Regions from separate parts of the Homo sapiens genome. Here region 2 is linked to region 1. Evidence: read pairs that join two places in POLR2A ChIA-PET (ENCODE). Cell type or tissue: GM12878. All regions are shown on one strand.

Region 1 (8,000 bases):
TAGGCACCCCTTTTGAACTAAATCAAATTTTACATCATTTGTTAACCAACAGCAAAGCCGAATTGAAGATCGTTTAGAAAGACTGGATGATGCTATTCATGTTCTCCGGAACCATGCAGTGGGCCCATCCACAGCTATGCCTGGTGGTCATGGGGACATGCATGGAATCATTGGACCTTCTCATAATGGAGCCATGGGTGGTCTGGGCTCAGGGTATGGAACCGGCCTTCTTTCAGCCAACAGACATTCACTCATGGTAAGTGATGAAATTTATAGACTCTATAGTTATCATATAGAGTTAGAATTTCAGATATAGATACTATTGTTGCTGTTTTTTAAAAAATCAGCTTTATTGAGATATAATTCACTTAACATACGATGAGCCCATTTCAGGTGTACAATTCAAGTGTTTTAGTGTATTTACAAGGTTGTGCAACCATCACCATAGTCTAGGTTTTGAATATTTTTGCCCCCTGCAAAAAGAAAAGAATCCCCGTTGCCCATTAAGCAGTCATTCCCCATCCCTCCACTTCCAGCCCTTGGCAACCACTTGTCTACTTCCTATGTCTATAGATTTACCTATTCTGGATATTTTGAATATATGGAATCATACAACATGTGGTGGTCTTTTTTGACTGGCATCTTTTACTTAGCATGACTGTTGCAGTTTTTCTACAGTTTGCCACGTATTAGAGCTTTATTCATTTTTATTGTCAAATAGTATTTCACTGTATGGACATACCACATTACACAGTTGGGTTGTTCCAACTCCTTGGCTATGATGAATAATGCTTCTATAAATATTCATGTTTAAGTTTTTGTGCAGACACATGTTTCCCTTGAGGATGAATTGCTGGGTCATTGTTGGTGTTTGAAATTATTCATTTTGGTGACCCTGGCCAAAGTGTACAATTTGAGTTCATATTATAATATGACATTGCTAGTAATTCAAATATTAGTGTTTTTTTTTTAATTAAAGAAGCCAAAATAGTGTCTGTCAATTCTGAGTCTGGGAGATAGAAATATATGGTATGTTTATTTGTATAAATACATTGCATGTGACTGTGTAATTTAATAGAGTAGCTTTACTACTACCTATTTAGAATAAGTCTTTATTTGAATTATATTTAAGCAGATTTGTCCATATTACAATTGTGATTTTTTTCCTCATTACTTTTGAAAGGATTTTGGAGATAATTCTTTTTGAGGATGATTATGAAGATTCAGAGACTCTTCTTAATAGAATATTAAGTGATGACAATTAATGAGGTGACCAGAGTGGTGGAGAATGTAACTTGACCAGTGATTCTCTGTAGTTCTGATCCTCACAAGCTCTACCTCGTCTCTAAGCACCTTAGTGTCCTATTTTGCCCCTTACAGGCTCGCTAAAAGTTGCTTGGATGAAGGTATATTTTCCATTATCACTGTAGCATTTCTCGTTTAAGCATGGTCCCAAAAGGAAATGCAAAATACATACAAATTATTATGAGGTTCTTTTAAGTTCTTGCTCAGTAGTATTCTCCTGTCCATCTTTCAGTTTCTCTTAATAAAAGTCTAAGATTAAGAGTACCATTCTGAACGGTGTAGTATTGAAATCTGCAACCAATTTGAAACCAAAAATACTGGTTTATAAATAGAAGCAACGAACTCACATCTAAAATGTGGAAAGATATTTTTGAATGCCAAAGAGAAATCTTTTTTTCTTTCCCTTGACCTCTGCCCTAAAAATTCATCATTGAATAAAAATTGTTTATATGTTCATGGCAGTTGCTTAGAGTTTACAAAAGAAAAGTCTAGATTTTAATTTAGCTTGGCCTCAGGTAATGTGTTAAATACACTTGGGATGCATATAATATGAGATTTTCGTTTGTACAGCTCTTTTTTTTCTAACTACAATGTTTAAACATACTGCTTTTAATTAAGAAATCTGGCTTTATTAAAAGCCAGATCTGTGACTTATAACCATTTCTGTATATCTGCTCTCAATCAACAGAAAAATAGTTTAATTTCTGTAGCTGTGTTCATTTTGCATATGTTAAACGGATGTAACATGCACCCAGGGCATTGCTTCAGAGACTATTTTTTCCATAAATATGTAAAGTTTTTCTTAAATACCATATGTAGGTTAAGTGGTTCTTTTAAATATTAAACTATACATAAATACTTTTGGGGACTATTTGACCTTTGAATTGACTCCTTTTTGAGTCAGATTCAGAGGTGGGATGGGAGGAAAAGACTAGAATTATTTTTGGAGATGGGAAGTTGGACTGACCTCAGTAGAACCGAAAGTGAGACGACTGAATAGAACGGTAGAAAAAAGGAAATAATTAGCCAATATTACATAGAAACCCCTTTAATTTGATCTTGATATACACACACACACACACACACACAAAAGCAATAAAGCCGCCAGTTTTGCTGATAAGGATAAGTTCCTGTTTTCTCCTCTGAAGACATTTAATATTCAATCAAGGACAGCCACAGAGCCAAGCAGATCATAGCGTAACTCCAAAGATATGGCATGTCATCACCCTGCTGCCCTTTGAACCAAATGGGGTTTTGCAGTCTCTCTCCTTTCTTCCTGAAAACCATTCAACGTGTCCCCAGAATCTGAGCTCCTCAGCCTGAAACACTAATGTGTGTGAAAAGGATTGGTTTGGCCTATCTTTCCCGTGCAAACTGGTATGAATTTTAAAACAAAAACATAAGAACAAAGGAAATAGTTTTTGAATTTAATCAGTCTGAAGTTAGCCTTTGACCATTTGATACATTCCACAATAAAAAGGAAGTTTAAGGGGAAGGCAAAAAAAAAAAAAAAAAAACCTCATCCCCCTTCCCCACAACAACAAAAAAATTCAAGGAGGATACTGGTAATGTTTTCCACATTTGAATTTTAATACATGAAACAGGCTATAAAACTTTGGCCAGCTGCAGTAAATAAAGTAGCCGTGGGAGGTATGCACCGGAAACTTCAGCAGAGAGCACTGGTGAGAGTCTCATTCCCAACTACACACCTTCGTTTGTTGTTCTGGGCGGAAGCGAGTTGCAGTAACTTGATACTCATCCCAGTCCCGGTTTTGTATTGAGCACATCGCCTTTCTAACTCTCCTCAGTAATTCCTTCTGATTAAAGAGTAGACAGCTCTGAATCCTCTCGACCTCCGTACGCTTCTCATTTCCTTTCTCCCTGCCTTCCAAAAATCAAAACAAAATGGCTTGATAACTTGGAAGGTGATATAAGCATTTCTTTCTGCAGCAGCTTGAAGTTGTGGTGGGGAAAACTGTGGTTCTGCCTCGGCTGTTATGTTATCTCATTTAATTGCTAACATATTGTCCTTAGCTTTTGATTCATAAAATGTTTTCCTTGGAGTTCTGAAGTAGGTCTTCAGTGATTTACTAAGTATTAGTATAATGAAAGGGATTTTTTTTTTTCACAGCGGCATGGCTCATAACACAAGAGCGAATGTTTGTATACTTGCAAGCTCTCTGGATGATATTATTGAGCTATGCTTATTTCCTGCTCAAAAACCTTCCCTGCCTTTCCATTTTCTACAAGATAAAGACCAATTCCTTAGCTCAGCATTTGAAGCCTATTACCATTTACCGAAAGCCTTATGTTGAGCTCTTCCAATCTGCAACAAGTCTTCCAGCAAGACAAGGCTGGGCATATTACCAGAATTCACCCTGTATGTTCTCCTTCGGAACTTTTGTATCTCTTTGTCTTGTCCAGCCCTATCTGCTTATCTCTGTACACCTAATACCCACCCATTCTCAAAGCACTGACTCAAATCATTCTTCTTCCAGGAAGCCTTCCCTTGCTACCCCACTCATGCTAGCCATTTTTTTCTCTATTCTTACAGCCCTATGAATCATACCATTTCTAGATATTTATCTTAACCAGCTCCGCATAGCTGTGCATCTTTTATAGATATGACTCTGCCTTACCAACTGTTGTAAATTCCTCGAGTCTCACATATTATATTTTGTCTCTCTCCCCCCGACCCCTGTAAATAGATCATCCATAGAAACGGGAGAAAAGAAACGAGGAAACTTAACATTCTGTGAGTGTGAGTTGGCAGCCCCTCTGCTAGGCGCTCTGCATGTGTTGTCTTAGGCAGTCTTCACAACAGCCCAGTGAGGATGATAATAGTGGTCATTTCAGGTGTCGGTAAAGTGAGCCTTAGAAGTTTGAGCAGTTAGTCTCAAGTCCTGCAGCGGGATTTAAACTCAAGCACATCAACTCCAAATTCAATGCTCTTTTTTACTACCAGGCATACTCTCCAGAGATTATCTATGAGAACACCTTTTCAGAACTTATTTTAAATGCTAGGAGCTTGTGATTTTCAAAACTTGATAAGTGTTGGTTGGCAAAAGAAGTTTCCAGGTATTCCATGGCTGGGTTCCCAGAGCAGCTCTCTTCCCAAATGTATAGACAGAGAACTTTCCCTCCAAAGTGGTGGCATGCTTGGATTAAAACCCACATTATCTATGCACTTATTCTTAAACCAACATGTTTGCGCTGAGTGCCTAAGAGGTGTGAACTCTCCCTACCAGGGTCCTTGAGGTAGCAAATTTTAAGTTATCAAGTTATTTTTCTTACTATAACCACCCACTTTTCTTCCAAAATTAAAGCAGAAATCTCTGAATGTGGGAGAATAAGGAAATAGCCAGGTCTTCACTACCCTAGTTAGAAACTCTTACCAAGTATGATTCCCTCTCTGCCTCAGAGACCTCCATGATTAATCCTGATATTAAATGATTAGATTTCTTATAAATTATGGAAAGGGCAATTTTCCAGATAGAATTCTCTCTGTTACTCATTCAGTATTCACATCCACAGATGAGGCCTGAAAAGAAGCGTTTCAAATGACCTAACCGCTTTTTTAACTGACTAAGAACAAAACCCACATCAAACTTGTCTTTATGTGACTCTATGTGTTCCCGTTTATTTGTTGGTAGAGTCAGCAACTACGTGATCATTGAGCTAAAAATCCCCTCTACTATTCATATATCGCATTAGTGTAGCTCTCAGATCCTTCTTGTTTAAAGTCTATTTATTCATTTCAATAACATTTATCCGTGGTTACCAAGTGTAGGTTCTGTGCTCTCAAGGAATTCACAGGCTAGTAGGAAAAGATGTGTACTTAAGCAGATTGCTCCCTGCCAGTCTGCTATGCCCTCTAAAAGACCAGGGGCCTGACCCTTATCCAGTAGTGAAAGATCACATGGTTGTTTAGTAGAGGAGTGGTCATCTCCAGTTGACTTAGGGATGGGGGAGTCATGTGCAACTCACCCCACACACCTGTCCTCCACAGCATCCCTTCAGAGTCCTGCAGGTGGGGGATGTGGAACCCATTTCAGAAATCACCAATAAAAGTGGATCTTTGCCCAGTTTTCCTCTTTTCAGTAACAATTTTTGTTTTACTTTGGATTAAATGCAGTCTATCAAAAGAGCATTCCTTAGGAAAAGTGGTATCTTTTTATTTAACTGACATTATATACATGAGAACTTTTACCTCTTAGGGCTTCATAGGACAAACAACTTCAGTTAGTTTTCCTTGTATAGTTAAGAGCTCAGACCACTGAATTTTAGATTCTAAAAGTACCCTGGAAATCAGCCCATTGCCCTTCTTTGAAGACTAAGGCCTAGGAAGGGGAAGTGACCAAACCATGGGTACTCACTAGTAGAATTAGAAACCAGACAAAAGAGGCTGGACACGGTGGCTCACCCCTGTAATCCCAGCAATTTAGGAGGCCGAGGCGGGTGGATCACTCGAGGTCAGGAGTTCGAGGCCAGCCTGGCCAACATGGTGAAACCCTGTCTCTACCAAAAATACAAAAATTAGCCGGGCATGGTGGTGCACACCTGTAATCCCAGCTACTCAGGAGGCTGAGGCAGGAGAATTGCTTGAACTCTGGAGGCACAGGTTGCAGTGAGCCAAGATTGTGCCACTGCACTCCAGCCTGGGTGACAGAGAGACCCTGCCACACACACAAAAAAGGAAACCAGACAAAACAGCAAGCAGACCAGCACTCCTTGTGCTATATCCTACACTGCTCAGCCGACTTCCTCTTTACCCTAATACCATAACCATTTCAAAACTGTGAGTGGTAGAAATTAGAAACCATTCTGTTACTCTGACTTAACTAATGAAATCCAAGAAAACTCTGTAGTTGGCCCTAGGCTGCCTGCAATGAGTTGCTATTTAGCTCTACCAGTAATATTTGGCAAAAAGAGAGGGTAGTGGGCATTGATGTGATGTGGCAGTTATTGGTACATAGTCATGGGAGCAGCAGGAGTCAGAAGATTCTGTTTCTATGTGGGCCTCTTCAACAAAGATATGATCAACAGAGGCATCAGCATCTTCAGTTGATAAAGTTGATAAAATAGAAAACTATTTTCTAAATAGCCTGTTACAGAATTTCAGCGAAGCTATTGGTGGTCAGCATCATCTTTTAATAGCTACTATCTTGTTTTTCTTTAAATTAGGATATTTGCCTTCTCTAGTGTTCTGTCATCTCTCCTAATCTCCACAACTATCAGGTATTTCGGAGAGCAGATTAGTAACCTCAACTGAAAGTTTTGATCTTTATCAATTTATCAGTTGCTCCTCTTGGGCTTTCACAGGTTTTGATTCCATAAAGTTCTGTGTCTATTTGAGTGCATACTTCATTTCTAAGCAGTTATTCCCATGGACTCTCAGGGAATTTAAGAGATTATCTCTACTGAAATCTCCCTACAGATTTCCTGCCAAGCAGTCAACAAGTCTTGATCAGCCTCCTTCCTTCAAGGGTGACTAGCTCCAAATGCCCACAAAGTCCATTTTCATCAAATATTTGAAAGTTCTTCCTAGGTCCAGCCCAAATTTGCTTTTTTCTACAGTCCTTATGTTTCTGCCCAATAGAATTGCCCACAAATCAAGTCCAACAAGCACTTGAGAAACTCAGTTATTTGAAGACAGTCTGCTGAGTGTTTTTTCCCTCTAGACGAAACATCACTATCTTCAAATATTTAACCTGAAAAAAAGTTTGGACTCCCTGTCATGAACTCCATTGCTTCCCAGTGCATTCTCCCTAGTTTAGCAAGGATGCCTTTTTCTCCACAAGAACCTTTTAGTGTGTGGAACCGCAAACTGAACACAGTGCTTAAGAAAGGATCAAGTGGACTAGGGTGGATCTATCTCCTCCCCCATTCAGTACCTTGTATCTTCATTAAGGCCACCTAACAATATCCTGTTTTGCTATGTTTGATGCTTTCATTGTCCTGCTGACATATATTCAATTTGTAATCAACTGAAATCCATAAGCCACCTATCTCCCCAGTCTCATTGTGTACTTTTTGTTGTGTCTGTACAAAACTTCATGAAACCCCATTGAATGTTATGTTGTAGCCTCAGTCTGATTCCTGTTTAATGGTTTCCCTGAAGCCCTCATTCAGTCACATACTCTGCCATCTCTGTTGCTGGCAAATGTGATGGGTGTGACTAATGCCCACATCAAAGCCACCAATACAATATTTTCAGGGGAGGGGATTGACCAGAAGGCCATGAGGCTCAGTGTTACAGACATTCTTTCTACACGAGTGCTGTCTTCTATCCTTTGAGTTTAATCTCAGCTGGTTCTGTCTCCCTCCTTATACACCGTATGGCCCACCTTTGCTCATTTTGTCCGTAGCGTTGTCACAGAAGCCGGGCATGCAGCACTCACTGTGAAGCAGGAAATGAGGCTTGTCCAGAATGCCTTGCTCTGGTGGAACCAAACTGAGTTTGAGAGGCCATTCCTGTGTTTCAGAGCACTTTCAAAACTATTTTCTAAATACCCTGTTACAGAATTTCACCCAAGCTATTGGTGGTCAACATCATCTTTCAATAGCTACTATCTTGTTTTTCTTTAAATTAGGATATTTGCCTTCTCTAGTGTTCTGTCATCTCTCCTAATCTCCACAACTATCAAGTATTTCGGAGAGCAGATTAGCAACCTCAACCGAAAGTTTTGAACTTT
Region 2 (8,000 bases), 58 kb before region 1:
GACTAGAGAAGCTGCTTTACCTTTCAGATATGACATTGAAAAATGCAAAACCATACGGAATTGTTTCTTATGAAGGAAGTTTTGGTTTTATGGTGCTTTTCCTCCATTATCTTTAGATGACGAAAAAGGAAAAACAGATGAGAAAGGACAAATAGATCATGGCTAAGTAGCTTTAGGCTAGCACTTGTTTTTGGAATCTTTAATACATTTTTAATCTTCATGTTGAAGATCCATTTAACCTGTTTTAAAGTTAGATGGTGATTCCTGGGTTCAGTTGGTCTGTTTAAATGTTTACCTTTTCAGGATAATCCGTATTAGAATCTTGCATCTCTCAATAGATTACCTATTTAACAAAGTAACCAATTTAAGAAAACCTAAACACATTTATACATTAAGATATTTTCCTGTTTCGAGTTAGATGATGTAGTATATAAAATATATGGCTGGCCTGATGTGGAATTATGTATAGACAACAGTGTCTTCACAGATGCATTGCCAATAGGGAGCTATGTAGATTAAACTCTTTGGCCAGTCCTAGGCTTTTTACCTGTGTAACTCAATCAGAATTGAAAGCATGACAGGTTTTATGATGATGAATGTATGGCTGGATTGGAGAAAGTATGGTTGGGTGGGTAGATAGATGGATAGATTTCATAACTAGACAGTAATAGATAATGCCAATTATTTATTACTCAAACTTGTTTATTCCTCAGAAATTTTTCTGCAGAGTATTATTTTGATTATTGCATGTAGTTCAGAACATTTAGTTGAAAATGATAAAATATTTGCTGTCACATAATCAAGACTGCTATAGAGTTGGTTCTAAAAGTTCCAGAGTGAACATACATTACCTGTGTCAAAGTTAGAGGCTAAGACTATGGAGGGCCATAAGATCACAAAGTCAGACTATCACATACTAAGTGATCATGGGTGTCAATGGCTATTTCCTTGTTTAGTTGAAAGAAGATACTCCTCGAGATGGACATTGTTTATATGAAGATTTAAGAAAATCAAAGTGGATATTTGTTGCTGACAGACTAAGATTACAAACATATATCTTTAGAACAGGGTGTTCCCCAGGGGACATACGGCAATATCTGGAAACGCTTTTGATTGTCACAACTGTGGGGGTCAGGCAGGAGCTTGCTACTGGCATCTAGGGCTGGAGGCCAGGGATGCTACTAAACATCTTAACAGCGTGCAAGACAGACCCTCAGAAGTGCTGAGGTTGGGAAGTCCTGCTTGCAAAGTGATATATCTGGACCTTAAGAATTAAATAATGTCATAATAAGTTCCATAATTAAATCTTGGCATTGTGAGGCATTTATAGAGGATAACATTTTTTTGTTTTTTTTCTTTCCCTTTCTATTTCCCTTTTCCTTTTCTTTTCTTTCCTTTTTTCTTTTGTTTCCAAAACATTGTTTTTTGTTTGTTTGTTTTGGCATAGCACACTATAGCATTGCCCAGGTATTTCTACGTTTTACCATGAAAACGTGAGATTTTATAGTGTATTAAATATTGTACATTATTTGTGAACCAACTGGAATGGCTTCAAAGCAGCTGTTAGAATATGTTGAGTCAGTAACACAACATGTCTGCATACCCTAAACATATATTTGTCTTACCTTTTAAAATGTTTAGAACCCTCTATCAGTGTAACTATTGGTTTGTCTTGAATCATCCTAAATGAGGAAGTGTATTACCATTTTTTCCCTACAGGACATAAAGTGGAAAGAAGAAATTAGCATAAAGAAACTAATTAATAATTATGTTTTAAGTTTTTTGGCATTACGGACATTGTTTACATCATCATTAACATCATAACATCATATCGTCTGTTATCAAGAAAAGATTAAAATTTAAAGCCAACATTGAAGATGTTCTTTCCAGCTTTCCCAATAATGCAACTCCTTTACCTCCTCACAACTGGGGACCTCTCTCCCTGCCACTGCTGCGCTTCTCCTCAATGTGGATAATTCTTGGCCATGATACGGAAGTGATTTTGAAACCTCAGTTGCCTTCTGTAGCACCCTGTGGAGGAAGGTGGCAGGATCTGGTGGCTGAGTCTTACATCTGCCAACTTCTAGACCTCACTCCTTAGGTGCCACATTTTGGAGCTAGTTGCCAAGCCTCACAGTAACTTGAGCCACTCTTCAATTTCCTCCCCATGATATACAAAGTTCTCCAAGGTTTAATGAGAGTAGATATGGAGGCTGGGCACGGGAATGGCAGCTCTGATTTGCAGTATATCTTTGGTGTACAGATATGCTTTCATTTATTGCTTAGCCCATTAGCTAATGGAATTTCAATTCCTTCCCACAGGCATTCTCAGACCCTGCACTTCACTCTTCCTGTTTCCCTGTCCAGCTTGGTACAACACATTCTAGTAAAATCACACTGATGTGTTTAGGTTTACTTTGTACATCACATCTGTAACCATCTATAAGTTTGCCCTAAACTGGCATTTATTTTGAACTGTCTTCCACCTTTTATTGTACAGCGTTGTCTGTACTCAAAGTGAGCAACTGAAAAGAAAATTTTAACATTCTTTTTGTGTGCCAGACAAGTAATAAAGATTACTATTTTTATGGTAATTTTTTTATTTGAATATTTCTGTTTCTGGAAGATGGTAATTTTTTTAAATCATGAATTTCCTGTAAGTGAAACTATTTGAGGGAGTATTGACCTTTTTTTGATCAATCATTGATTATCTGTGTTGCACTCTCAGTATTTCTCTTATAGTCCATATGTCCCTCTGAATAATTGTAGAACAATAACTTGCTTACACAGTGTTTTTAGAATATGCTTCAGGAAGCTTGCCTGTGTGGTATTTAACTCAGACATTTATGGAGTATAAAACCAATCTTACTGTGACTTTTAATTATTAGGAAAGTGGCTTACAGTTAAAATAAAGCTTACAGAAAATATTGTAGCAATAATTAATATCCAGTAAAATACAGTTGTAAGCTTCGGTTCTTTCAGACATTTTCTCAACCCAGTTCTAATTTGATCGTTACTGCACCTCAGTAAGATAGGTGATGCAGGAGTCATCATCCCATTTCACAGGCAAAGCCTGGCCTGTTCAGTGAGGTAGCCACTGGCCCCATGTGGCTATTAACATTCAAATGAAGGCCAGGCACAGTGGCTTATGCCTGTAATCCCAGCACTTTGGGAAGCTGAAGCGGGAGGATTGCCTAAGCCCAGGAGTTCAAGATCAACATGATCAACATTGGGACACCCTGTCTCTAGAAAAAGTTAAAAAAAAAAAAAAAATTAGCCAGGCATGGTAGCGCTCATCTATAGTCCCAGCTACTTAGGAGATTGAGGCAGGAGGATCATTGAGCCCAGGAAGCTGAGGCTGCAGCAAGCTGTGATCATGCCACTGTGCTCCAGCCTGGGCAGCAGAGCAAGACCCTGTCTCTAAAATTAAAAATAATGATAATAATAATAATAATAAATAAATGATGTCAGTCAATGAGAATTAAATAAAACTTTAAAAAGATCACTTCCTTGGTTGCACTAGCCAAGTTTCAATTACTGAGTTTTCATATATGATCAGTGGCTACTGTATTAGCACAGATACAGAATATTTGTATCATTGTAGAAAGTTCCATGGGGAGGTGCTGGCCTGGGAAATGGAAGCATTGAGGGATTAAAACTTGCTGAAGATCATGTGGGTCATGACAGAATAGAGTCATTGCTGCTATATATTCCAATAGGATATTTTTACATTTTTCTTAGCTTTATTGTCAAATATCTGATGTAAGAATTGACATTTTAATGCTACCTTGTAGCACTTTACTGAATGCTTATCTCAACTGAATTTAAATTTAGAGCTTGAGTTACACAAACTTTTCAAAGGATACAGCCCTTTGCCTGTCTGCACACAATGGGGACCTTGAATTTCCAGCCAGTGATACCCTCCAGAAGGGACCATGTCTTAATGCATCTTTGTAGACCTTTTGGCATATTGTAGACAACCAAGAAATGTTTATGCAGCCTAATGAATGTGTCACATCCACCATACGGGCATATGTCCATACATACAGTTAGACAAGACCTTTGGGTAGAATGCTCCCGAGAGAGCTGGTGTCTGCCAAATTTTACAGAGCTCATGCCTCTGCTCTTGCTGTTTTAGTAAAAAGTAGTATTTTATCAAAAGTTAAATTGGGTTCAATATTCACCATTTGGGTAATGGGTACATTAGAAGCCCAGTCCCCAGCAGCATGCAATATTCCATGTAACAACAAGCACGTATACCCCTTGGATCTAAAATTTTTTAAAAATATGTATTTACTCACATAATCCAAATATTTTTCATAGTAAATGAAAACGTCTGTCCATCTTGTCCTTAGCAGTCATTTAGTCCCTAACCTGACTTTGTGTTGTTATAAAGTTGTGTCACTTAAGTAGTACTTAAGTAAGTACATACCTACATCCATACTATCTTTCCATTTCCTGCATCACTGAGTTGGACAAATGTGCCCAGTTAGCGTTGGTAGTGCTGAAGACCATGTTCATTCATACATGCACTCAAAATCATATTAATTACTTTTCAGTGATAACCATAGGTGGCAACAGATGAATGGGCTAGCCCTAGGCTATTATTAAGCACTGGGAATGAGATTGTTGGTGCCTTGTACCTGTGCTACTTTAACAGGTGAGACAATTCCAGAGCTTTCCCCATCATCCTCTCGTTGCTACAGTCTAGACATTGGGAGCACTGGAAGCCTATGGTGACACAGACTGGCAGATGCCTTGGGCTTCTAATGGTGTATATGTAAGCCATCATTTTGTTTGTAATAATTATGGTGTTGAGAAGCATTTGTGTGCTGTGCACTCTTTCAGCTTGTGCCACGTTTAGTTCCTGTTATGCAAATACCACTTTAAACTTAGAAATTCCAATTTGCATTAATATTTTGGTTTCATAGAGCTAACTATTGCATTTCACAAACAAGTGCATTTTAATGAGTACCGGCAGAATGATTTAAAAATGTTATTTATTAAATACTATTGTAGAAAATGCAGTCTTTGGTTGCCAGAAACTATTAAGACGAAATATAATGTGTGTTGAGGCCACAGAGTACACCTCTTCAAGAGTATTTGACCCTTATGGCTTTCAGTGATACAACAGCCAATGCTCTTCATGCAGGCTTGGAGGGCAGAGGTAATTAATATAAAATAGAAGCCAGCGTACCATTGACGTTTGGGTTTACTTTTAAAATGTAAACATATTTTTACTATTTGACATTTGTCATAAGACCATAGGTCATTTACCTCTGAGTTAAGGTGAAGGACTTTACCAGTCATAAACACCCAAGTTTTAAAGCAGTGTTTTCTTATATCTTACATCTTGATGTTAAATCCTGAAATGGAGTTTGTTGCTGCTTTATAATTTTTTTCCCTCTTCCTAAAAGCCTTTTTTTAAATCAGAATTGTGGATAAAAAAATTTTGATGTACAATGTGTGGGAAAATAAAAATTTTGCAACTGGATTTTCAGAAATGAACTATTTTAACACATGGACTTTGAATGCTGCTGTCATGGTTGTCATAGCTTGTGGTTCCTAATTATAATGAGCTTTTTTGGTGGTGTTATTGCAGTTGTTTTATTCCCCCTGCCCCCACCCAGTCTTCAACTCACTTTTCCCAGAAGGAGAGTTCCAAGCCTTTGAAAATTCTCATGATTTTGCAAATCCACTCTATTTTTGTCTAGAATACAGGAAAGTTAAAACTGTGGCTGGTATGATGCCATGTTTTGAATCCAATTTTAAAGCAACCCTTTGCAACCCAGGGAGTAAAGCTGACATCTTTGTATCTGTAATGAAGATAATTATACCTGCAAGGTGACATCACTAGCAAAGTAACAAATACCCTTGAAAACGGAGTTCCTGGTCTTCTCTGAATTCTGTAGACCACATTTGGCATTTAACACCAGACACCTCTTTCATGCCTGTCGTTTGAGAAGTTGCTTTCAGATGAATTTACTAAAGCTGACTGACACAGGGTTAAATTAATTCTTTTCTTTATTACTCAAAGTGATACAGACCTTTCTTGGACTAATGTAGCTTAATTAGTGGTCAATTAAAACTGAACATTGCTGAATTGAAGTTCTTTGATCAAACTCCCTGGCATGGGCTTGCTTTCTTTAACTAGCCACCATCTTGAATTCATTTGGAATCAGTAGTATAAACAAGTTAAAAACTGGTTCTTTTATAAGAAAGTCAGCAGGCTTGTATAGCTGTGGTTTCTTTTTTTACTTCTGTAGGCGGCAATTCAAAGGCATGCTAAATGAAAACAGTACTACACCCTGAAAAAATTACATTTTTAAAAGTAACACTAAGCAGTCAGAAAACAGTCAACACCCTTACCTGTTTATTCTAGATACATTTATCTTCTATGTAGAACAAATAATTAATAATTCACTTCCCAATTTCAGTGGTTGATTTTGTTGTTACATGGAAGGTGAAAACTCCCCACCCTCCCTTGCAAAGTCTATAGTTATAACAAAAAGTGAAGCAAACAAAATCCAACCTGGTTGTTGGGAGTAGAGTCGGAAGGGGCACGGTAAATGAAGGTGTGCCCAGTTGCTCCTAAATTCATTCTTTGTCACTCTTGGGAAAATAGTTCACCTCTGTATCTTTGGAGTGGGAGTGACACACTACTTCATTTACTTATTGATTTCATCATTTATTTTGAAGGGCATTATCCTATCAGTATGGAAACTGATAATAGCATATATTTCATATGAATCACTTGATTAAAAATACACATTGCTTTTGTTAGAATTTGGGTGAAGTTACAAAAAAAGAGAATTAGGGGAGCTGAAAACTGGGGCAGAGGAAATCGTAAGCATTGGTAATAAGATCACCCACCTCCATTTATCCAGTTACATGTCTTAATATTTAAAGTGTATATACCATTCTTGTCTAAACATAAATTGATACCATTCCGTAATCCTAGTTTTTGAAAGCTTAACAACCAAAAACATACATCCTAGCTGGCATTCAGTTAGTGCTGTGCATTCTGGAGTATTAATTGAAACTGGTACTTTTGTACTGGAAATAAAAGTAATAGATTAGGTTTAAATAGATAATTTGCTTAGTTCATAGTGATTTCTTCTGGTTTTTGGAAATTTTCACAGAGAAAGAGTTAAAGGAAATTTGGAAGTGACCATGTACAGTGTTCCCCCTGTAAGTGACAGAATTTTTGTGGTTTTCATTACTTAGATCGAAAAATTGTAGTTATAATCAATAATTAAAATTAAAAATTTTACCAGTTGACAGAAAGAGAAATTGTTTATAGTCAATGTGCCTTTCAGCCTTCTCTCTTGCCTTCTCCCTAAAAGGCTGATTAGGATGTAATAATTGGGGATGATAGCGGGAGGAAGACGACAATTCCATTTAATTAAAGATAATTTATTTTACTTCAAATTGGTGATGTCCCACATGAATAAGAGTAGCTTTAGCAGATAGATTTATTAATGGGTACTGACATCTCAGTTGACAGAAAAAGCAAACATTTTCTTTCCTCATTGTTTTTATTGTGTCCCGTCACCTGAAACTGCTGTCACCATGCTTCCTTTGCTGCTTGACAGAGCTGTAGACTTTTCCACCAAATATGCAATTATTGGTTTATCATTGAAACAAAGTTGATCCTCTTCTGAGTTAAAAACTAGGCCAGGAGCTTGAAAGGCGGTTCAGGCTTTCAGAGCTAATGCTACAAATGCTCTCTTCTTAAATCACATTTTCTCAACTGATCCTTCCCATATCTAGTTCATGAGTAGATTGAACCTTTTGAATAAGGACCAAAGATTTCCTTTGGTCTTGGGTGAGGTGCTTGCATGAATATTCCTTTAATACCTTGAATGTCTTGGATAATGAAATGTGCCCCAAAAAACTACCATTTGCATTACTTAGGTTCATTCCTGACAAGGAATTCTGCCCTCGTGTGATATGTTCGTTGTTGTCTCATGCAATCGTAAATGGATCTTGGAAGTTGG

What was found. Peaks named below come from ENCODE experiments on the same cell type or tissue, not always from the same donor. Only the 100,000 strongest peaks of a DNase experiment are listed, where the experiment ranks them.
Region 2: POLR2A ChIA-PET joins it to region 1 with 17 read pairs; 4 of 35 experiments call an interaction of 5 or more read pairs at or near these places.

Annotation. Positions count from the first base shown.
Region 1 is chr18:55,246,753-55,254,752 of GRCh38, reverse strand. TCF4 (transcription factor 4) reads left to right here. Exons shown (of 20, transcript NM_001083962.2): 15 at 53-256. Among named protein-coding and RNA genes, the nearest start is that of LINC01929, 130 kb to the right of the region's middle. RefSeq lists enhancers at 5,031-5,090, 5,101-5,150. In GM12878, no CTCF peak of the experiment used is centred here; a DNase peak (open chromatin) is centred at 4,963; H3K4me3 peaks cover 623 bases; H3K27ac peaks cover 4,308 bases.
Region 2 is chr18:55,304,552-55,312,551 of GRCh38, reverse strand. The region is part of intron 8 of TCF4 (transcription factor 4); the gene reads left to right. Among named protein-coding and RNA genes, the nearest start is that of TCF4-AS1, 140 kb to the left of the region's middle. In GM12878, no CTCF peak of the experiment used is centred here; no DNase peak of the experiment used is centred here; H3K4me3 peaks cover 2,786 bases; H3K27ac peaks cover 1,949 bases.